Regions from separate parts of the Homo sapiens genome. Here region 2 is linked to region 1. A link is a loop called in an ENCODE intact Hi-C map of the cell type or tissue named here. Cell type or tissue: heart right ventricle. All regions are shown on one strand. Links, peaks and the distances in the headings refer to the core of each region. The heading gives the core; the rest is flanking DNA. Region 1 overlaps LINC02240 (long intergenic non-protein coding RNA 2240). Region 2 overlaps LOC101927421 (a long non-coding RNA gene).

What was found. Peaks named below come from ENCODE experiments on the same cell type or tissue, not always from the same donor. Only the 100,000 strongest peaks of a DNase experiment are listed, where the experiment ranks them.
Region 2: a loop joins it to region 1, with 6 times the contacts of the local background. A loop is called at or near these places in 1 of 110 quality-filtered maps.

What each region holds. Positions count from the first base shown.
Region 1 is chr5:125,579,826-125,585,213 of GRCh38, forward strand. The region is part of intron 3 of LINC02240 (long intergenic non-protein coding RNA 2240); the gene reads left to right. All of the region lies in intron 8 of LOC124901056 (a long non-coding RNA gene), which reads right to left. Among named protein-coding and RNA genes, the nearest start is that of LINC02240, 89 kb to the left of the region's middle. In heart right ventricle, for the core only: no CTCF peak of the experiment used is centred there; a DNase peak (open chromatin) is centred at 2,661; H3K27ac peaks cover 1,422 bases.
Region 2 is chr5:125,089,183-125,094,570 of GRCh38, forward strand. The region is part of intron 2 of LOC101927421 (a long non-coding RNA gene); the gene reads left to right. Among named protein-coding and RNA genes, the nearest start is that of ZNF608, 350 kb to the left of the region's middle. In heart right ventricle, for the core only: no CTCF peak of the experiment used is centred there; no DNase peak of the experiment used is centred there.

The DNA of each region.
Region 1 (5,388 bases), core at 267-5,266:
AACCACATACATCATAGCAGGGGTCCCCAATCCCCAGGAACCAGGTTCCATCCTGGCTCTGTTATTTATTATGGGACATTGTATAAGCATTTGGAATCTCAAATTCTTCACGTACAATACTGGCATAATGATGTCTTATTTATTTATTTATTTATTTATTTATTTATTTATTTATTGAGACAGGGCCTGGCTCTGTCACCCAGGCTGCAGTACAGTGTAGCAATCTCAGCTCACTGCAACCTCTGCCTCCTGTGCTCAAGCCACCCTCCCACCTCAGCCTCTCGAGTAGCTGGGACTACAGGTACACACCAACATACCTGGCTCTTTTTTGTATTTTTTATACAGACAGGATTTTGCCAAGTTGCTCAGGCAGAACTCCTGACCTCAAGTGATCCGCCTACCTTGGCCTCCCAAAGTGCTGAGATTACAGGCGTGAGCCATTCTGTCTGGCCAACAATGCCTCTTCTATAAGTGTGTTATTACAGGAAATAAATGAGAAAATGTGTGTAAATAGAAAGACTCAGTAACTGGCATATGGTGGCCATCATATAAATCATATCTATTATTACAGCTCACTGTGTTTCACAAAACAATAAATACAGAACCACATACATCATAGCAGGGGTCCCCAATCCCCAGGAACCAGGATACACAGCAGGAGGTCAGTGGTGGGCAAGCGAGTGAAGCTTCATCTGTATTTACAGGCACTTCCCATCGCTCGCATTACCGCCTGGGCTCCACCTCCTGTCAGAGCACTGGTGGCATTAGATTCTCACAGGAGCTCAAACACTACTGTAAACTGTGCATGAGAGGGATCTAGTTTGCAGGTTACTTATGAGAATCTAATGCCTGATGATCTGTCACTATCTCCCATCAACCCCAGATGGGACTATCTAGTTGCATGAAAACAAGCTCAGGGTTTCTACTGATTCTACATTATGGTGAGTTGTATAATTATTTCATTATATATGACAATGTAATAATAAAAGAAATAAGGTACATAATAAATATAATGTGCTGGAATCGTCCCAAAACCATCCCTCCACCCCATCCGTGGAAATATTGACTTCCATAAAACAGGTTACTGGTGCCAAAAAGGTTGAGGATCGCTGCATCATAGGGACCAAACCAATTTAACACAAATTCATTGAGGACCTATGATGTCCCAGGCATCATGCTAGTTCAATTACAGGCTGAGAACATGGAGTACATCTTGAAGGCACAGAACAAGGAGGCAGTCTAGAAGAGTAGTTATGAGCATGGGTTTTGAAAACTTTTGACCTGGACTCCAGCTCTTCAAATTTCTAGATTGCAACCACAGACAATTTAACCTTTCTCAACCTCATTTTCCTCATCTTTAAAACAAGAATAATAATAACTACTTCTTTGAGATTTTGAGAGAAGTCTATGATAAAATATATAAAGAGCACATAGAAAGTGCTCAAAAAATGTTATCTGAAATTGAGAATGTCCCATGAACTCATGTTCACTCTCTGCTATATATACCCTCCTTCTCACCTCTCTTTTATGGGTTTGGCAGACTGATTTCCAGCTAGCTTTCCTCATTGGAAGGAATAAGGTCTGGGGAGATAGAAAGAATCATGTTAATAGTAATAAAATACAACAAGAACAGCTAATGTTATTGAGAGCATATTGTGTGCCAGAAACTGTTCTGAGTGCCTGCCATGTATAAATTCATAGTAATAGGTAAAGTATTTCAGTAAAATATTTATTTGTACAGATTGTCATTCTAATGAATTTTATGTCATTGAAAAAAAGTTTTAACCCAAAATAATACTGGCACAGAAAAAATTTTGACTGTCTGCCAAAAGGGCAGGGCAAGGAAAGAAGAAGCAGAATTCATCTGTTTTATTGGGCTATTTTGTTTCTACTGAATCCAGTTGTACTGTGGTGAAAGCAAGATAGCCACACTTGTGAGAGGAAGAGGAACTGTGTGACAATGTCAGCCAGCAGTTTATAGTAACAAACCAAATGAATACATAAACTGATGGAGATACCCAGTGTTCCAGTTTTCACACCTGGTCAGTCTCTGCATTGTAATTAACAAAATGAGAAAGGGCATGTTTAAGCAACTAGACTGTGGCACCCTTGAATATTAGAAGTTAGACGTGGTGTTCAATGTTAACCTGTTTCATAAAGTTGTCAGAAATAAAAAAGCTTCATTCAGTAAGCTGCATGACTGCTGCTCAAAACTGCATGCATTTTTAATTGAGTTTTTTGTTTTTTCTTTTTGCAAAATGAAAATAAGAAACATACTAGAGATAATATTTTATTGCATCAGTAAGTCTTTGTTTTTTTAAGAGTTTTCTAGATTACCATAACAATTTTGCTTAGAAATACTGCATAATAGAGCTTTGGACATTTGAAACTTTTTTTCAAAACCTTATACATTTGGACTTACAATCCACACTGATCCTATAACTAACGTCCAAACTGCAGGACGTAATTTTCTTTCTCTTAAAATAAGACTTATAAACCATCTGAAATAGCTCTGGACCTCAAATAATATTTAACAGGCAATCATATAAGAATTAAAAGAAAATGAATAGGAAATATATCATTAGTAGTTCTTTTATAAGTATAGAGAGCTTTCAAAGTGAATGGCCAATTTGTTTGGCAAAATGACAAGGTTGGGTGCTGGCCCAATCCTATTTCACAAAAGCCTATTTTGCAATAATTGCGGGATTCTGACAGTAATCCTAATTCAACACTTACCTCATTCTAGGGTTTCTTTTGGAAAATATATTGAGTGAATGATCTAAGTCTTAGAAGCCCCAACACATTCTGTGTTTAATCAGTCACTCTCAGCCACAAAGAAATGTGGCCTCTGTCTTCAGCAGGGAATATTTTCTTGGCCAGAACTAGACCTCAGGGTCTAACTTAGAGATAAATCCATAAAAATATCTATATAGAATTTCCCTGTTAGAGGAAAAAAGTGAAGAAAAGTGAGGTTTAAGATTGTATTTATTTTCCTTATAATTTGCTTCTGTATTTTCCAGGTCCTACCTTGCTTTTCTCCTTTTTCTGTTTTCCCAAATTTTCATGTTCAACATGACCAGTCTTTTCATTTTCATTAGTTTCTGCTTCATCATATGCTCCTTACAGTGTTGTTTTCTCCTTTCTGTTTCTAGATTCTCAGATCTATTTTGGGACCTAATATATGTGTGTATGTGTACATGCATCTATGTGCATATCTACAATTTTGAAATTAAGGTAACTTCAAAAGGTAGAAGTTGGAGAAGGTAACCACAGACAGGGAGGTCATGGTCATGATGTCTAAGAGCCATTGTCTGTTGACGAGGAACCAGAGACTAAGAGGGCACTCTCAGCCTTCAGTCATCTGTGGGCTAGGTGCAGAGCCAGAACCTGATCCTGGCTCTCTTGACTCCAAGAACTTGTCTGCTATGCAATGCTGTAGTCTTTTGAAAAATGTCAGAAGAAGCATTAATAGAAATACCAAGATTAATTTCTTATGCTGTACTTCTTCCAACACCAATTCACTCATAGCATGAATGTGTAAGAATAAACGAGTAAGTGAAGGTTGAAGCTTAAAAGATAAACAAAGGAAAGGAAGCAAACACTTTAGAAGAGTCAAATTATGTTACCCGAGCCTCTTAGGCTTAAGGTTCAAGAAGTGAAGTCAGGCAACACAGAGTTACCACTCGGTTTAGAATTCCTCTGAATTCCTTTAATCCCTTAGGCCAGTTAAAAGGAAATGATCTGACTGTTCTGCATCTGCTAGTGATTGAAGGCAAATGGGAAGCAGTGCGCAAGTTCCCGTTCAAGAAATATATAGTGAACACGGCTATTGTGAAGGTAAACACTGCAAATCGCAGCCAACCCAATCTGACTAATAAACGCATAGACACCTCCAACATATGGGGAACTGATGCTTGAGCAGACACAGAAGGAGTTACCAAAATCGTGCCAAACAGACAAAATGAAAATAATTTATTACATAATGTGTGTGTCAGTTCCTAAGTTATCCTCAATATTCAGTCTATTATAAAGAAGAGAGGGTTATATTTACAATGAAGCTCTCCTGAGAGCTTCCCTACCCTTTCCTCTGCATTGGTTCTCTGAACATTCTTCCAAGGACATCGATGTAATGACGTAATAGAAGTCTGATCATCTAGGGAAACTTTATAGGCATTTAAACCAACATTACTGGCATGTAGCATTGGTAAGATTCCCATATGGCTTGTAATGGGCTCTAAGTAAAAATAAAATTTGTGTTTACCAAGGGGTGCTATCCATAACAAAAGGAGGTAGTTAGGCCAAACTATTTGCACTTACCCTACTGGATCAATCCATAAATTACCACAAGATGGGTATTTATCCCTTCTCTGCATGCTCATGTTAGTAACACTTTGTCCTGCCCACTGTGAACTAGAAAGTCAGGCCCCTAAAGAGGAGCACGATCATGTGGTTTAGGCTGAAGTGGTGTTAGTTTTGTTCGAGCTGTCATTTTCGGATCCAAGGGTTGAATGGGAATCTTCATTCTAAGCCAAATGTGTCCTAAGCCAGAAATTTCTTGGCTCCACTTAAACTTAACCTCAAACTTTGGTTTGCCAGAGGAGAAAAAGAGCCAGGAATGGAGAGGAACAAATAGAGGGAGAGAGAGAGAGACCTTTGAGAAAAACCATTTTAATCTAAAGAAAATAAAGACACAGATTGCACTTTTTGCAACCCCCACATGCTAGGTAAAAACAAGAGATTAACTTAACATTCATTTTTGTACCTTCTCATTCACATTTCTCTTTTCAAACCAGCCAGTATTTTGCCCTCCTAGTGTTCAAAAGCAGAGCAACTCAAATTTTTACTCTGACAATCTGTTGGTATTGTTGGTAATTTTTCATCTATAATTAACTTTGAAAAAGTTTTCTGTTTGGGAAAAAAATTAGCTCACCTTCAACTTTGATTCTAGCAACCTCCAAAATTGGCTCACTTTATACAATATCATGGCTAGATTATATTTTAGATTTCTAAATAAATATACCAAAATCACTTTTTTTTTGGAAAAATGACTGTATTCTAATGTAAAGCCTGACACAGTATTTGAATATTAACCATTCCAAAATAGAATAAATGAATAAAGTAGATCATCTTCAAAATGAATAAAGTAGATCAACCTTAAGGAGAACACGGAATTCTTAAAGCATTCTGAAATATTATACATTTTTTCTAAACAATTTGAATAATTGTGTCAAGTAAGTGAAGAAAGAGTAATAATAAAGGATTTGTTACATTCATGTTCATGTCACATTCAAGAGCCTGTGAAATTGTTTTGCACGGGACTTTAAAATCCCAGACTATTTCTTGCTGTAACTCAAAAGCAAACACCTACATATTCACACTCTGGTCTTT
Region 2 (5,388 bases), core at 308-5,307, 490 kb before region 1:
TCGGCACTCCGAATCTAGCTCAAGGTTTGTAAACACACCAATCAGCACTCTGTGTCTAGCTCAGGGTTTGTGAATGCACCAATCGACAGTCTGTATCTAGCTACTCTGGTGGGGACTTAGAGAACCTTTGTGTGGACACTGTATCTAGCTAATCTAGTGGGGTCGGAGAACCTCTGTGTCTAGCTCAGGGATTATAAACGCACCAATCATCACCCTGTCAAAACAGACCACTCGGTTCTCTGTAAAATGGACCAATCAGCAGGATGTGGGTGGGGCCAGATAAGAGAATAAAATCAGGCTGCCAGAGCCAGCAGTGGCAACCCACTGGGGTCCCCTTCCACACTGCGGAAGCTTTGTTCTTTTGCTCTTTGCAATAAATCTTGCTGCTGCTCACTCTTTGGGTCCACACTGCCTTTATGAGCTGTAACACTCACCGTGAAGGTCTGCAGCTTCACTCTTGAAGCCAGCGAGACCACGAACCCACCAGGAGGAAGGAACAACTCCAGACGTGCTGCCTTAAGAGCTGTAACACTCACTGCCAAGGTCCGCAGCTTAACTCCTGAGCCAGTGAGACCTCGAACCCACCAGAAGGAAGAAACTCCGAACACATCCGAACATCAGAAGGAACAAACTCCAGAGGCGCCACCTTAAGAGCTGTAACACTCACTGCGAGGGTCCGCGGCTTCATTCTTGAAGTCAATGAGACCAAGAACCCACCATTTCCGGACACAGTACCTCCTTATTCATGGTTTCAGTTATCCATGATAAACCACAGTCTGGAAATATTAAATTGACAATTCCAGAAATAAACAATTCATAAACTTTAAGTTGCATGCCATCCTGAGTAGTGTGATGAAATCTCATGCCGTTCTGTTTCATCCCACTCTGAACGTGAAGCATCCCTTTCTGCAGCACGTCCATGCCGTCTATGCTGCCTGCCTGTTAGTTACTTAGTAGCCATCTTCTTATCACATCAACTGTCACAGTATCCCAGTGCTTGTGTTTAAGTCATACTTATTTTACTTAATAATGGCCCCAAAGTGCAAAAGTAGTAAGCTAGAAATTAGGATTTGCTAAAGAGAAGCCATATAGTGCTTCCTTTAAGTGAAAAGATGAAAGTTCTTAATATGCTGAGCTTGCTAAGATCTACAGTAAGAATGAATCTTCTATTGGTGAAATTATATTCTTATAATTTTTCTACTTTATTATTATTTATTGTTAATCTCTTACTGTGCCTAATTTATGAATTAAACTTTAACATGTATGTATAGAGAGGAAAAAACAGTATATAAAGTTCGGTACTATTTGTGGTTTCAGGCATCCACTGGGGGTCTTGGAATGTATCACTTGTGGATGAGGAAGGGACTACTGTACTATTGAGTGGGTAATTTATAAAGAGCAGACATTTATTTCTCACACTTCTGGGGCCTGGAAATCCAAGACCAAGGCACCACCATTTGGTGTCTGGTGAAAGCTGCATCCTTTGGAGGAGGGGAATGCTGTGTCCTCACATGGCAGAAATGGGGAAGAGAAAAGTAGGTGAACACTGTGCTGCATGAAGCCTCTTTTAAAAGAAACTTAATTCCGTTAATGAGGGAGCAGCCCTCATGGCCAAATTACTTCTTAAAGGCCAGACTTCTTGGTACTACCACATTGGCAACACCAGAATGTTGGAGGGATTAAGTTTCAACATCAATTTTTGAGTGAACAAACCATTTAATCCATAGCACTATCTCTCTGAAGCTGAGTCTTCTTTCCCTCTTTGAAGGCTAGCTTTGCCTGCTTCAAAAATGGCTTCCCCCAAACTGGATTTATCTCACTTCCGATTCCAAGAAGGACACTGGCAAGAGTCAGTCAAGTTTTGTCTAGCATTAGGACATTGGAAATTGCTGTTACCAATCTCTAGGAGCATTGTGAGCAGGAGCTGAGAAGAAAGATGGGAAAGTTAGTGAATTTATTAGTCCCTATACTTTAAAAGTCTAGTACCCAGAACTTTGTTATGGCTATTTCCTGGTTTCTGGGACAGAAGCATTTTGGTATTCAAGATAAAACTCCTGTCCAAGAAAGCCCATTTGGATGGAAGAGCAAAAAGCTTCTTAACTGAACTGAAAGGTGGGGTTGGTTCTTCTTTACCAAAAGAAAAATATAATCATCTACTGATGAGATTGTTAAAAAAAAAGAAAAAAAAAAAAAAAAGAAGAGTCAATTGACTTGTAGATCATGAATGGGTAGATGTGGGGCCAATTTACTGTTATGTGTGAAAGGCTGCATGGAGCAATCAGGGCAATAGCATCTTCAGCATTAGATCTTTAGGTAGTTAAAACCAAGATACTGTTCCAGGACCCTAAATACTCTTACAGGTTGGTGAGAAAAGAAAGGGAAGAATAGACTGCTTCTTTCTTCCTTATTTCTAAAAACCTGGCTTTCAATTATATTAAAATGTTAATCTGCCTCCATTGCCATAGTCAATACTTTAATTACATAAAAATAAATTGTAAATGAAGGAAGAGCATATGCTAGAATTATAACAAATGAGTAGTACATATTTTCAAATAATGTAGTAGGTTGGAATTTTGCAGATGACTGGTAAATTGTTAAATACAATGAATAAATAAAACAATGTGTACAGTTTTACATTCTGATTGCAGAAAATATTTTAGTAAACTTACAGAAATTTACTCTGAAAGTTCATACTTGAGTATGAACTCTAGAACACCTTATGTAACAGAAAATAAAATACCTTAGGAATCTAAAGCCAAAAAAACTTAAGAATAGAATGTAAGAAAGTTTATCATAGATTGTTAAGAAAATAAAGAGCTGTAGTGAACATATGCATGCATATATCTTTATAACGGAATGATTTATAATTCTTTGGGTATGTACCCTGTAATGGAACTGCTGGGTCAAATGGTATTTCTGCCTCTAGGTCTTTGGGGAATACCACACTGTCTTCCACAAGGGTTAAACTAATTTACACTCCACCAACAGTATAAAGCATTCCTTTTTCTCCTTATCCTCACCAGAATCTGTTGTTTTCTGACTTTTTAATAATTGCCGTTCTGACTGGAGTGAGATCGTATCTCATTGTGGTTTTTTATTTGCATTTCTCTAATGATCAGTGATGTTGAGCTTTTTTTCATATGTTTTTTGGCCACATGAATGTCTTCTTTTGAGACGTGTGTGTTCATATCCTTTGCCCACTTTTTAATGGGGTTGTTTGTTTTTGTGTGTGTGTAAATTTAAGTTTCTTGTAGACTCTGGATATTAAACCCTTGTCAGATGGATAGATTGCAAAAATTTTCTCCCATTCTGTAGGATGTCTGTTCACTCTGATGATAGTTTATTTTGCTGTGCAGAAGCTCTTTAGTTTAATAACAAACACATGGAATCAACTAACCCAATTGCCCATCAAGATAGACTGAATAAAGAAAATGTGGTACATATATACCATGGAATACTATGCTGCCACAAAAAGGAATGAGATCATGTCCTTTGCAGGAACATGGATGGATCTGGAAGCTGTTTTTCCTCAGCAAACTAACCCAGGAACAGAAAACCAAACACCATATGTCCTCACTTATAAAAGGGAGCTGAATGATGACAACACCTGGACACACTGGGGGAAACAATACACACTGGGGCCTGTCAGTGGGGGAGGGGGGAAGGAGAGCACCAGGAAGAATAGCGAATGGATGCTGGGCTTAATTCCTGGGTGATGGGTTGATCTGTGTAGCAAACTACCATGGCACACACTTACCTATGTAGCAAGCCTGCGCATCATGCACATGTACCCTGTAATTTAAAGTAAAAGTTGAGGAAAAAAAATAAAGAGCTCAGCCGCGCGTGGTGGCTCACGCCTGCAATCCCAGCACTTTGGGAGGCCGAGGTGGGCGGATCACGAGGTCAGGAGATTGAGACCATCCTGGCTAACATGGTGAAACCCCGTCTCTACTAAAAAATACAAAAAATTAGCCGGGTGTGGTAGCGGGCGCCTGTAGTCCCAGCTACTTGGGAGGCTGAGGCAGGAGAATGGCGTGAACCCGGGAGGCAGAGCTTGCGGTGAGCAGAGAGGCGCCACCGCACTGCAGCCTGGGAGACAGAGCGAGACTCTGTCTCAAAAAAAAAAAAAAAAAAAAAGATCTCAAGGAAGGCAAACACAAATTGTTCAGGCAATACTTAATAGGGAAACATAGTAATGTTTTCTAAAATCTTCAGACTCTTAAAATTAATTTCTATTTTATTAATAGCCTCGCATCTTTTATGTATATGTGAATGAAAAAAAGAATAAATTGAATGATACTCTCTAGTTTGCAGATCAGGCTTTTGTTCTGTTGTTGTTTAGACCTGTTAATTCATTTATAAAACTCTCATTTTGGAAGTATGGAGTTATTTTTGTATGGAAGTTAATTGTTTTTAAATGGTATGACTTTTTTTTTTTTTTTTTTTTTTTTCTTCCGTGAGCATTTCGATGCCTGGAAGCGGGAAACCTGATTTAGCTATCTGTTGCCGTCTTGGTCTTTATTTTAGCTAGGAAGACTAAAGGGCTGCATGTTAACCTCTCCTTGAACTCAGGGATTAAATCTAGTTGGTTATCTTAAGTTTAATAAGTAGTATCCATGAGCACAATGATTCCTTTAAGTGACTTTATTAATTAAACAGCTTAAAACAATTGCTTGAGACATGGCTATGGCAAGAAGCCTTGGGAGTACTGAGGTACTTCTGAGAAAGGGAGTAGGGCACTCTGTCAAAGACTCTGGAAGGTTCAATTGTGTCTTTTGTTTTATACTTGAAATGCTGGACCCGCTCAATGAATTAGCAGGAAGTGACACATACTGAGTCGTGGACACGCATTCACATGCTAGAAGACATTATTAATGCCTCAGGAATGGTGGAAAATTCTTTCTTCTACTTATTTTTATAAATTATTGTTTCTCCCTCCATTGTACCTAGAGCTAGAGGGAATTGTCATAATAATGTTAGAGGAGGATGATTTTGTATGACGTTTGTGAATCCACATTATACCTATTTGAGAATAAGTGCCCTCAGTGTTCTTGGTACTCAATGCACTGTGGAAGTGAAATAATGCCTGCTTGCTCTTCCAGAGTTTGCAGTTTAGCACAGGAAAGAGGGAGACAACGATTGAAAACCAGAAGTAGCTGAAAAATGAGAAAAAAGATCTGTAAACACTAGGCTGGGAGGTTTACTATAGCAGAAAGCTCATGTACACCTGAGAAAATGTTCACCTAAGCTTGGCAACGATTTTGAAGAAGCACAAGTTATGGTACATTTTAAAGGAAGAGTAGTACCAATCTTAATGTCTTAACTAGGCTAAGATCTATGACCCTTAATTAACAAAAACTATCTACAACTGAATTACAAAATATTTCT